Regions from separate parts of the Homo sapiens genome. Here regions 2, 3 and 4 are each linked to region 1. A link is a contact called in ENCODE Hi-C or POLR2A ChIA-PET data. All regions are on one chromosome and are shown on one strand. The core of a region is the stretch at or near the end of the contact, and the rest is flanking DNA. Distances in the headings are between cores, read along the strand shown.

Region 1 (2,954 bases), core at 225-2,724:
TCCACAAGCTAACAGTCCAACAACTCCAAACAACCGGCACGACCCCCAGAGTCCACCTTCTCTCTCTCAAAGAGCTTCTTGTATGGCTGCTTATCTGTTCCAAGGAGTACCATGCATAAGGACAGCAGTATGATTTTAAAAACAACAAATAAAGAGAAGCCAGTTCTGTCCAAAAACCCATTGTTAATAACGGGGATAAAGTGTCAGTAAAGCGCTACACTCAGAAGGGTTTGGGGCAAAATCAAAGCAGAACCAGGGCACACAAATAAAATAAAGGACACTGCACTTTGGGAGGCCGAAGCGGGCGGATCACCTGAGGTCAGGAGTTCAAGACCAGCCTGGCCAACGTGGCGAAACCCTGTCTCTACTAAAAATACAAAAATTAGCCAGGCATTGTGGCGCGCATCTGTAATCCCAGCTACTCTCGAGGCTGAGGCACAAGAATTGCTTGGACCCAGGAGGCGGAGGTTGCAGTGAGCCGAGATCTTACCACTGCCCTCCAGCCCGGGCGACAGGCCGGGAGCAAGACTCCATCTCAAAAAGAAAAAGAAAAAAAAGAAAGAAAGGACACTGAATGTGAAGGTCTCAAATGACAAGAAAATACCGTAATACAATAATTAAACCCATTGAGGCATCAAGAAAGAAAAGTGACACTGTTTGCCAATTAGTATACAAGTCAGGTTCAGTATGTAAAAGATTCTTTTTAAAAAAATAGAAAATTTAAAAAAAATTCTTACTATCCAAAGACAAGATTGAAATTGAGAATAGGAACACAATAAACAAAAAGTAATAGCCATAGTCTTCCAACCCTGAAACCTCCTAAGAGCACCATATTTACTGTCCAATATTTTCATGCTATTGTCACTGCAAGAAAGTTTATGACTTGCTAAATAGAGACCACAGTCTACAACTCCAGGTTTAAAGCATATTATTTTATCATCCATAGAGATTCTAAACCACTTCCTGACCCCACTCTATCCCCCCCCACCCTGAAAATAACAAAAGGTTAAAAATATGTCCCTTTTGAAAATGGAGCCACATCTTTACTAAAGCACTGGAAATATCTCCAAGTCACTGACATTTTTATATTTCTAGACCATGACAAAAGTCTCACCTACTTGATTCTAATGTCATTTCAATATGCCTTAAACATCTTGATTATATCTTTAATGTGCCATTTACTCTGCAATAATCCACTGTACAAAAGCCTGCTGCCTCTCAAACAGAAGATAAGTACATAATAAATCAGCTTGCAATGATTATTTTTTCCCAGCTCATACTCACAGCGAGCTCCTAAAATTTCATTTTATTTTATCATTTCCAATTCAGCCGCTGTTCTCCCCCTCCTCGTTGTGCTACTGTCTCCTGTCCATCCTGTCCACCCTTTGGCATGCCTTCCGGCCCAGGGTTTACCACTCCAATCGGCCCTGCTGGTGCCATCCAGGAAAGGAAGAGCGGTCAAGCGTCTTGGAGAAAGAGCATCTTTCTGGAGAGACTCTTATTTGCTGGGGTAGAGGAAGGCAGCTAAGGCCTATTTGCATATGCTTTTATTCCATTTCCACACCCTGCACGCTAACCCTCTCTGGAAAGTCCCTTCTAGATCCCTCCTCGGCACAGCGAGGGAGGAAGAGGCTGGGCCGGAATGGAAGGTTCCAGCCTGGCAGTGTCAGCTTCTCTCCGCGGAGCTGAGGGGGAAGCCTCCACCTTCCCCATCATGCGTGCAGGGTCTGGACCCCCGGGTCGGGGACCCTCTTGCAGCACGTGTCAGGAGCAGCCTGGTGCTTTGGCCTGCGCGCTCTAGAGCGTTCTGTGCAGGATGCGCCTGCTCCCCTGCAGCCTCCCCCGAGGAAGTTCTGGTCAGGCGCTGGGTCCCCAGGCTTCCTGTCTGTACTCTCCGCAGCCCCGCGGGGAAATCCCGAGAGCTTTATCGGCTGCCCAATGAGCCTGTTGGCTTTTCAAGTGCGCGCAGGCTGAGTTTCAGCCAAAACCTCAATTTAAACGTTAACCAAAAATAAATAAATAACATGTGTGCAGGCATTTAAAAAGAGAGACTGCCTTTGGGGAGAAGATCAGGCAGAAAGCTCCCTTGTTTCATTGCTGCAGATACACGAGGCCTGGATTTGCTCACCCTTTGAACAAAGGGATTCTTTGAACTGTAAACTGACCTGGCAGGCGGAACACTGAGAAATCTTCCTGAGCACCTTTCTCTGGAAATGTGAACATTCAAGGCAGTCTTGTGTGTCAGCTAAAGAGAACAGTCATAGCTAAATTTTAATGGGCACCTACTAGGCACCAGGCACTCTGCTAAATGTATCACGTGCATCATCTTCCCTAATCCCACAGCAATCATCCATAGCAGGTAGCCCGAATTATTATCTCCATTTTGTGATCCCCTTTTACTCATAAGGGAATTTTATCTTTGGTGAGGTTAGGGGGACTTGCCTAAGGTCACACAATTAGTAAGTGTTTCCATGGGTGCCCTTAGCTGCTCCTTTTCCCAAACTGGAAAGAACGTACAAGGCCTTTGGAATGTGCAACTGCAAATTCAAATTCCCAGTCGAGAAAATATAGCTTCCTTTCCTTGGTCACGTGCTCATGGACCGAAAAAGACCAGCTCAAAGGATTTTGCTTCCAGGCAGATGTAGTCACTTTCCTGACCTCCCCTGAAGGTTTTTGTTGCTTATCTTGCTGAGCTCCCAAAAGGTTTGTTTGAACGTCTACTATAGATAACGTTTTTAAAAGCAAATATTTATTGAGCAATTGTTATACACCAGACACTGTTCATAAAAACATGTTCTTATTTAATACTCCTAAGAACCCTAAAAAGCAGATACTATTCTTAGATTAGAAATGAGGAAACCGAGGTTCCAAGAGAGTCGAAACTTGCCAGAGTTCACATAGCTAGAAAATATCAGAGCCAGGATTTGAATTGAGGTTTCCTGTCCCCAAATCTC
Region 2 (2,954 bases), core at 129-2,628, 1.4 Mb after region 1:
TTGCCTGTCTCTATTCAACATGGGCATGTGTACTTTTCCATCACTGACCCCATGAGCTTCCTAAATCAAAGGACCAAGGAAGGCCAGCAGAAAGGGGACCTGGATTTCTGGCAGATAATTTCCCCGAAGGAGTCCTTAGCAGATTTGGCTGCAGTCAGGGAGTTCCTTTGAGGGCAATGAAACAGAAGTTCACCATGTGCTTATTAGAGGTTACAACCTGCTAAAAAATGATGGGGTACATTACCCAGAAACTTCTAGCTATTTCCTTTGCCAGCCACAAAGATACATGCTGAAAAGCCTGAGGAGGGAGACAATTTCGTCCTTTTTTCTTTCCCTTTTTCCTTCCATCTCTCCCATTTCCATTCGTTCCTTCTCCTTCTCTCCTTTCTCTCTCCCTCCTTCCTTCCCATTTTCTCTTCCCCTTCTTCCTTTTTTGTCCTTTCTCCCCACCTTCCTTCTCTTCTCCCCCCACCCTTTTCATATGGCAGAGACAGAGTTAGGAAGGATTTGTTCAAGCCCTCCTTTTTAACAGGAAGAATAAAGGAGGATGAGAAAAACCCTACACCAAATAACCAGCTAATCAAGGACGGTTAACATTGCTGTTGCTTTGGTAGTTACTCTAAAAACAAACGAACCAACTACTTGGGGTGGGGAATGAGGGGTTGGCATTTAATTTGAGAAAATTTAAAAACGCATCCTGACACAGCCCCAGTGAGAGCATTCATTCCACCATTCACATATCTCGAGGACTGCCCGAGAGAGGTGAGCGTGTGAGTGAGAACAGTGCCCAACCCTGGCAGCCTCTAGGCTAGCGGCCGAGAGAGAAGCGTTTCAGAGGCCGGGGTGGGAGTAGAGCCTGGTACCCCACTTCCTGGGGACCCACAGCGCCTCATTTGCCGGGGCCCAGCGTCCATTCATCCCTCCCAGCGTGGAGGCCGTGCCCCTCCGAGAGTTACCAGCCCCGACCTCGCGCACCCATATTCCATCCCACCGCCCCCGCCTCAAAGCGAAGAGGTGGGCACCTGGGACGCGCGTCCTGCTTTTTCTGCCCGGGCTCTCCCGTCTCCTCCACTTTTGTCCCCGACGTCCCAGAACGGCGGAGCAGGACGCGGCATCAGCCCTGGGAGGGCGCAGCCTGCGAGCCTCCAGCGCGCTCAGGGCGCGGCGAGGATGCTAAAGGACTGCAATGGCCAGGATGCAGATCCCCAGCTCAAATTCCTGAGGAAGACACCCGCCTCCCTTTCCCTCTGTCCCCTCTCCGTCCTCGCTCGGACCCGCTCCTCCCCAGCCCAGACGTCAGTGCTCAGCGCTCCTTCGCTCGCCACTTTGCGAGGAACTTTGGCCGGCTCCCCTGCGCCACCGGGAGCGGGATGTTAATGAGAGAGCGTGGCCTGGCGCCGCCAGCGAGCCGGCTCCCGGGCCGCGATTGGCTGCGGTGGGCGGAAAGATGACGTTATGCAAATGAAGGGGCGGGGCCTCGATGCGCGGGCCCCGCCTCCTCCCTTTGGGGTTAGTGTGCCTGTGTTTAGCTCTGGGGAAAGTCAAACTGGATTCCATAGGGAAAGCCTGCAAATCACTTCTATTTTAGCAAGGAGAAAACAGAATCTCCATCCAGCAGGGTCCACCCCTCTCTCTTTCTCCCTCTCCTCTCTATCTCTCTTTCCCTCCCCCCCTTTCCTCTCTCCCTCTCTCCCCTTCCCCCCACCCTCTCTGGTGTATCTGTCTACGGCAACCAGCGTCCTCCTCATCTACACGCAAAGGAAAGAAACATCTTTGGTTGGGAGAGAAGGAGGAAAAAAAAAGAGAGAGAGAGGAAAAAACTTGCCTGGTTGTGGAAAATGACACTTGAAGTAGCAAAGCCGGCAGCGCGAGTTGAGTCTATTGTTTCTTAAATTGCCATCAGGGTTTTTTTTTTTTTTTTTTTTTTTTTTTTTTTTTTTTCTTCCTGCTTCTTCAAGTGAAGGGTACCTCTACAAAAGGAAACTCCAGCCCCTCCTGTCCTCCACCGGCCTGTGATCATTACAAAAAAAAAAAAAAAAAAGCAAAAAAAAAAAAAAAGCACCCAAACCAAAAATCAACCAACCAAACAACCCCCAACAGCCAAGCATACATCTCTAATTTTATTATTTTGGTCTTTTCGTTGGATTTTCCCTTTCTTCTTTTTTTCGGGTTATCGCTCAGTTTTGAGCAGAGGTTTACATTTTTTAAAAATTTGCTTTCCAGCCCGCCTTGATCTTCTAAGTGCGAGTTCATCGTCTGAGAAAAAAAAAAATCTCTGGTTGGCGTTTTTGTTTCTTTTCTTTTCTTTCTTTTCTTTCCTTTTTTTTTTTTTTTAATTTTTTTCAAGGGGGAGGAGATTTTCCACAAGAAAAGGTTGTTTTCATGTTTGGGATTCAGGAAAGCATCCAACGGAGTGGAAGCAGCATGAAGGAAGAGCCGCTGGGCAGCGGCATGAACGCGGTGCGGACGTGGATGCAGGGCGCCGGGGTGCTGGACGCCAACACGGCGGCGCAGAGGTGGGTACTGCGCGGGGACCGCGGCCGAGGTGAGCCGCGAGCGGGAGAGCCGGGAGGCGGAGGCGGCAGCGGCAGCGGCAGCTGCTGCCGCGGGGCCGGGCGGCGGGGTGAGTCCGCAGCCGCTGCGCTCCGCTCTCCGCCGGGGCTCCGCGCTCTCCAGCCGCTCTGCCTTCGTCGCCTGCGGCCGGAGGACCTGGAGCTGTCTGCGAGGAGCCCACGCTTTGCCAGCACTTTCCCCTGCCTCGTCTGTGACTGTTTTCATTTTGTTTTAACCCAGAAGAGGCGTCTCAACACAGCATGTTGGAGATCTGTGTTTTATGTTTTTATGTGATTGCTCTTTCTTTTCCGGCCGGCTCTCTTTTCTTCTTTCCCTTCGCTCTTCCTTTCCCTCTTTTCTTTTTTCTTTCTTTCTTTCTCTTCCTTCCTTCCTTTTTCTTT
Region 3 (2,954 bases), core at 180-2,679, 1.1 Mb after region 1:
CTTTTTTTTTTTTTTTTTTGAGGCAGTTTCTCACTCTGTTGCCGAGGCTGGAGTGCAGTGGATCAATCATAGGTCATTGCAGGCTCAAACTCCTGGATTCAATCAATCCTCCCACCTCAGCCTCCCAAAAGTACCAGGACTATAGGCATGAGCCACCACACCTAGATTTGTGCATTTGCATTTTTGTTATATGTTGTCAAATTGCCCTCTACAGAGATTATACCAGTTTACTCACCACAATCAAAGTTTAAGTGCGTCTTTCCCTCAGCCGCTTCTATACACTGTTATCAAATCTTGGGTATGGACCGATTTGGCAGATTTTTGAAATGCTATCTCAATGTGAAGGGGGTTTTTTTAGTGAATTTTTTTTTTTTTTTTTTTTTTTAGAGACGGAGTCTCACTGTGTTACCCAGGCTGGCCTCTAACTCCTGGGTTCAAGCCGCCCTCCCACCTCAGCCTCCTAAGTAGCTAGGGCTACAGGAATGCACCACTGCACCCAGCTTCAATGTGGTTTGAATTTTTATTACTCTTTTTTTAATGAATCTTTTCTGATGGTTAATAGCCATTTGTATTTTTTTCTCCGTAAATTAATACTTTAAGCTCTTTCTCATATACGTAAATTTTTAAAACATGCATACTGATTGTTTATAGCCATGAACATGCATAATGAAGGGTGGGAGAGAAACTCTAACCTCAATTGAGAGGCTGCTGCTGGCAAGGATGGCAGGCGGGTGGGACAGGGCAGACAGCAGAGACACAAAGGGATTATCGATGAGGGGGTAACATTTTATTTCTTTAAAAAAAAAGCACATGAAGCAAGAAAGAAAATTGAAAAAAAAAAAAAGGAAGCAAGGGAGGGAAAGAGAAGACAAGCTTTAAAATCAGTAAAGCTGGGCTTGAATCTCAGCCACAACACATGCTCTGTGGCCTTTCAAAGCTCTCATAACCTCTCTCATTCTCAATTTCCGCATCTCTAGGATGTAGAGAATTTAATGACTAAAGATAATCCATGTAAAACCATGATTAGCACATCATTGTTGCTAAACAGTCATATTACATTGTTAATTTGATTATTATTCAAATGTATATGATGCCTCAAGCCAAGAGAAAGGGTCTGGTGGCTTTTCCTGGCTCAACTACCTTTTTCCTGTTAGGTTTCCCCAGGGGGTAGCCTCTTGTTGGTGACATCATGCCAGCGGTTTCACCCTCTCTTGACTATTTTCCAAATGTCCTCCCCAGAGCTGCCCCTGTTGGTGTAACTGGCGTGACTGAGAGAAGCAAGGATGTGCTTGGGGTAGGGCTGGGAGGGGGAGTTTCCTCTGTGTCGCAACCACTGTTTCCAAAAGCTGTGACCTCTGTTAGCTGTGAGATTTTGTCTTCCTGTTGTGGCAACATCTGTAGAACCACATCCATGGTTTACCTGCAGCCTAAAACGCCCTGGCCTCGGAGGAAGCTAACACCTCTTTCTCCTTAGTTTGCATTACCTCAACAAGCAGTAGGCTGCCCCACCACACCCACCACACCCCAAAGCTTCTTGATGCCTTGTTTTTCCAAAGCCTCAGAGACACAGAAAAGTTATTCCTTTGCTGTAAACTCCTTTTATCAGAACAGAAATGATTAGAGCAATGAATTTGGTACACACCTTTTTCCCATCTTTGAATTATTTTCTGAGTTGAAATGGTTTCTATTCTTTTTCATTATTTTGATCCTAAAACATCAGAACACTAGAAAGGAGAGAAGAGACAAAGGAAGAAAAAGAAAAAAAGAGGATTGCCGAGGCAGAAAGAAGAAAAAAAATAGGGTTGAAACAGATGGTGTCCTGCCAGAGTCACCTCTTAGGCCCTGGAGACAAGCTCCAGAAATAATCTAAAGGCCTACGTTGGACACCAGGTCCTTCCTTAGTGGCTGAACCTTTGCTCTCAGAGACCAAATAGCTCTTGTATAGCTAATGCCCAGCTATAAGTGAGAGAATGCTGGGTGAGCTTAAAGGAACACCCCTTCTAATAACATCTGGAAGCTTCACCAAACCAGCAAAGACAATGTCCTTCAATTATAATTGCAGCGATGAACCAATAACCCATCAACCAAATCATGAACATCATGGAGAAAGGAATTACTGTTTTTCACAGAGGTGAAGATCGCTTTATCTTTGGCAGAACTGATCTGAAGGGAAATTGTAAGAGACATGAAATTTAACTTTCCTGGCATTTGTGAATATTTCTTCTTTTAATAACCTGGATTCCATGAAACCAGGAACCTCTTTCTGTAGCATCCCTTGCAGGCCTGCCATCACATTTACTGCCAGTGCCTCACCTCTCTTGCCTTCATCCAAATTTCCCTTTCATTGGCCTAGTTTTCTGGAGCTCTTTGCTGGGAGACAGACAACTGCCTGTTCTGAGAAACCATTCCATTCTAAAGTGATAATGGATGCTGCAATAGGTAGAATAATAACCCCTCCAAATATATCCATGACCTAATCCCCAGAATCTTTGAATATGTTACGACATAGCAAAGGGGACTGTGCAAATGAGATTAAGGTTAAGTACTCTGAGATTATCCCGCATTACCCAGGACAGCCTAATCCAACCACGAGTCCTTAAAAACGGGGTCAGTTTCCTTAAAAATGAGTCAGAGAGGTGAGAGGAAAGAAGAGTTTCTGACTTTGAAGATGGCAGAATTGGGCGTGAGTCAAGGAATTCGGGTGGCCTCTAGAAGCTGGGAATGTCCCTCAGTGATAGCCAGCAAGGAAACAACATCTCAGTCCTACAACCAGAGGAAATGAATTTTGCCAGCGACCTGAATGCGCAAGGAAAGAGATCCTCCCCTAGAGCTTTCAGAAGGCACATACCCCTGCTGACACCTTGATTTTAGCCCAGTGAGACCATGTCAGACCCACAGAACTGTAAGAGAATAACTTTGCATTGTTTAAACTACAATACTTGTGGAAATCTGGG
Region 4 (2,954 bases), core at 232-2,731, 1.0 Mb after region 1:
GATAACATTTCTAAGCTATTAACCAATGTGCTCTTTATTCTAGAATTTCCTTTTACCCCGGGCTGCTCCCCTTTTTGTGTTCAGCCCAGCAGTCTGCCTTCATTCCCTCAAGGAAGAGCTGACATAAAAGAAAGCAAAGGGGTGGCAAAAAAAAGAAGTTAATGATTAACCTTGAGCTTCAAGAGCTTAAGCATAGGCAAATAGGAAGGCTTCGTGCACATACAACATATTTGAGAGAATATGAGTGGAGTAAAGGTAAGGCGTCCTATTCCCAGAATGGAAAGACGTCCCTAGGCTGGAGAGTAAGGGGGCGGGGAGAATACAGACCAATTAGGACCTAATTTGTAGGACTCAAGGACAAGGTGGGAAAGCGTCTAGAGATGGCTCAGGCTCTGCTTGAGTCAGCACTGTCCTTCCATATTGCCCAGGAGCTATGCAGACCACTGGAGACACACCAGGGTCCATTCCACTGAGCACCATATGTTTCCTGAGCTAAGGCACCTGGGAAAATCCCCCCACCATGGGAGCCAGCACCTCACCACTGACTGCAGAAATGAGGTCCATCAGACTCTGGTACTTTCTTCAGTCCACTCTGAGCCACCCACCTTCTGTGGCACCCACCAACCAGAGTGACCACTTCAGCAAGCACTGTACATAGTATCGCCAGAGTAGCAGGATCAAGTGATGCGGCCACTTAGAGAACTTGTAGTTCAGCAAGAAATGAGACTTGATAAAAATATCATTTTATCTTTGTGGGCAAGCTGAGAAAATGAGGGTAAGATGGCAGCACATTTGGGGGAATTGGGAACCATCCGAACAACCGATGTGCTTGAAGCCTGATTAATTATGCCAGGGTCCACTTCGAAAGCAGTCTCTGTCCTCAGTCCTCAACTCTGTCCTATTCAGGTGGCAGCTAATCAAAGTAGAGGCCATTTCCTGACTCAGCAGAAAAGAGAGTCATGATCAGCTGCAAGGTCTGCCACGGCTCAGACGTGGCACCCGGCACACGCTCCTGCCATTTGCTTTCTCTGCCCTCTACCACAGCATCCCTGCCACACCTCTTTTCCTCCTGAGCAAGGACCACCCAGAAGTCACTCTATGGCTTACTTTTTGTGTTGTGAGTACCAGTAAGCCACTCAAATGGACTACAGAAATAAAGGAAAGGTATATTAAAAGGATACAGGGTGTCTCCGAGAACCCTGGAGAGGAGCTCATCTGGATTCTTTCCTAGGCACACTACCACAATGAGCAAAATCTAATAAACTAAACAATTCTGCAGTTGGATTTTTTAAAACTCCAATTGCACCAATCCTAGATGGGAAGGAATGCAGCTTGATGCTAGCACATGTGATAAAAACACTTAGGATTTTGACTGCCAGCTCAGAATGAGTCAACAATGTGATGTGACTGCCAAAAAAGCCAGTGTAATCTCGGGCTGCACTAAACAGAGAGGAGTGATGGTGCGGCCTTCAGTTCAGAGAATCATGTATCAAGGCCCAGTGAACAGAGAAGGGCGGCCAAGGAGGACTCAGAATCATGCCGTATGGGGGAAAATAATGGGAGTACCTGGGATATTGCCGTCTGGCCTCCTTTTCAGGGATTGGTGGGAATGTTCTGGACCTGAGCTTACCAGTAAAGAGTCTAGGGTTAGACTGCCTGAATTGAAACCCCAACCCAGCTACTTACTAGCTTTTTCCTACATGCCAAGAATGAGATATTTATTCCTCATCACTACCTTCTGAAGAAATACCATCTTCATCCCTATCATACAGATGAGAAAACTGAGGCACAGAGAGGTTCAGTAGCTTGCCAAAGGTCACACTGCAAGCAAATTGAAGAAATATCCTTTGAATGCAAGGAGAGTGTACTTTCTTTGTTCTTCCCCTAAGCAGCTATACAACCTTGAATCTTGTCACTTCTCACTATACTTCAGTTAGCCCTAGGGCTACGTGACCAAGTACCCCAAAACATAGAGGCTTCAAGCAAAAATTCTTATTTGTTCACAGATCTGCAATCTGGGCAAGACTTGGTGGGGACAGCTCATCTCTGCTCTACTGGGATCAGCTGGGGTGGCTCAAAGGTGGGGTTGGAAGCCTCACTCACTCTCCATTTGGTACCAAACATCTGGAGGCTAGAACAGCAGAGGATCCTTGGACATCACTCTCTGTGGTGTCTCTCCACATGCTCTCTCCAGCACAGCACCTGCAGGGTAACCAAACATTTCACAAGTTGGCTTGTGGCTCCCTGGCATACATCCTGAGACAGACTGAGAGAGCCAGGTAGACGCTTTCATGTCCTAGCCTCAGAAGTCACATCGTGTGACTTCTATCACATCCTTAGTACAATCGGAATAACCACAGTGCTTCCCTGTAAGGACGAATTGAGACAATGCAGGTAAAATGCTTAGCACATTGTCTGGAAGCTGATGAAGATTCTATAAATGTCAGCTGTTGTTATTTTAAAAGTGGCTCAAAAAAGACATCTTAAAAAGACAAATCTGCTACTACTACCAAAAACATGCGTCACGCACCCTTAAGCCCAGCAAATACCTTTTGTCCACTGGTGTCTTTCCTTGCCCCATGTAGTCAGACACTGAAGCTCGCTGCTCTGGGAAGTCACACCTCACCCTCTCGTCCCATCCCTCTGATAAACAAGGCCGGTACTTGGAACTGCCTGGGTTGTGCTTCCCAGGAGGGGTACCTTCGCTGACTCAGCTGGGAAGGCATCCAGTGACTCATCAACTATCAAAAATTGATTAAACATCCTCAGGTCTTGGGAAGGGAGAAAATGCCCAGGAGACCCAAGATCCTCTCTTACCCCAGGACCCCAGTGGTTCCTCAGAGAGGAAAACCTGGGCTTGAAGATTAACTGGGCCTTCATATGAGCGGAGGTGTTAGTCATTCTGGGCACATACACGTCTCCAGCATTAGTAAGAAGAGTTGCCAGCTCCCTTC

What was found. Hi-C counts contacts between places; a loop is a spot of excess contacts on that map. ChIA-PET counts read pairs that join two places held with the same protein, here RNA polymerase II (POLR2A). Pooled maps may share reads with other maps.
Region 2: a map of naive thymus-derived CD4-positive, alpha-beta T cell shows a loop between it and region 1 (5-fold over the local background). The contact joins the promoter of LINC02202 here to the promoter of MIR3142HG in region 1. A Hi-C loop is called at or near these places in 1 of 168 maps with a recorded cell type or tissue (naive thymus-derived CD4-positive, alpha-beta T cell), 2 of 37 single-sample maps with no recorded cell type and 6 of 50 pooled maps.
Region 3: a pooled map shows a loop between it and region 1 (13-fold over the local background). The contact joins the enhancer-like site here to the promoter of MIR3142HG in region 1. A Hi-C loop is called at or near these places in 2 of 37 single-sample maps with no recorded cell type and 6 of 50 pooled maps. POLR2A ChIA-PET finds 5 or more read pairs at or near these places in 1 of 52 experiments (activated T-cell).
Region 4: a map with no recorded cell type shows a loop between it and region 1 (2.7-fold over the local background). The contact joins the enhancer-like site here to the promoter of MIR3142HG in region 1. A Hi-C loop is called at or near these places in 1 of 168 maps with a recorded cell type or tissue (GM12878), 8 of 37 single-sample maps with no recorded cell type and 8 of 50 pooled maps.

The regions. Positions count from the first base shown.
Region 1 is chr5:160,466,771-160,469,724 of GRCh38, reverse strand. It overlaps MIR3142HG (MIR3142 host gene), which reads right to left and starts at 1,474. Exons shown (of 2, transcript NR_132748.1): 1 at 1,285-1,474. RefSeq lists enhancers at 1,370-1,529, 1,560-1,789, 1,257-1,893, 1,894-2,530.
Region 2 is chr5:159,098,907-159,101,860 of GRCh38, reverse strand. It overlaps LINC02202 (long intergenic non-protein coding RNA 2202), which reads right to left and starts at 1,378. Exons shown (of 3, transcript NR_109890.1): 1 at 1,023-1,378. EBF1 (EBF transcription factor 1) reads left to right here and starts at 1,945. Exons shown (of 16, transcript NM_024007.5): 1 at 1,945-2,516. The coding sequence starts at 2,383. RefSeq lists enhancers at 410-1,036, 1,037-1,665 and a silencer at 2,483-2,772.
Region 3 is chr5:159,410,871-159,413,824 of GRCh38, reverse strand. No RefSeq gene overlaps it. Among named protein-coding and RNA genes, the nearest start is that of LINC01845, 54 kb to the left of the region's middle. Within about 2 kb of position 1,429, at least 2 of the 41 ENCODE cell types and tissues checked have a DNase peak (open chromatin) inside an H3K27ac peak, as active enhancers do.
Region 4 is chr5:159,449,883-159,452,836 of GRCh38, reverse strand. It overlaps LINC01845 (long intergenic non-protein coding RNA 1845), which reads left to right. Exons shown (of 7, transcript NR_027110.2): 6 at 44-255. Among named protein-coding and RNA genes, the nearest start is that of LINC01845, 15 kb to the left of the region's middle. Within about 2 kb of position 1,481, at least 8 of the 41 ENCODE cell types and tissues checked have a DNase peak (open chromatin) inside an H3K27ac peak, as active enhancers do.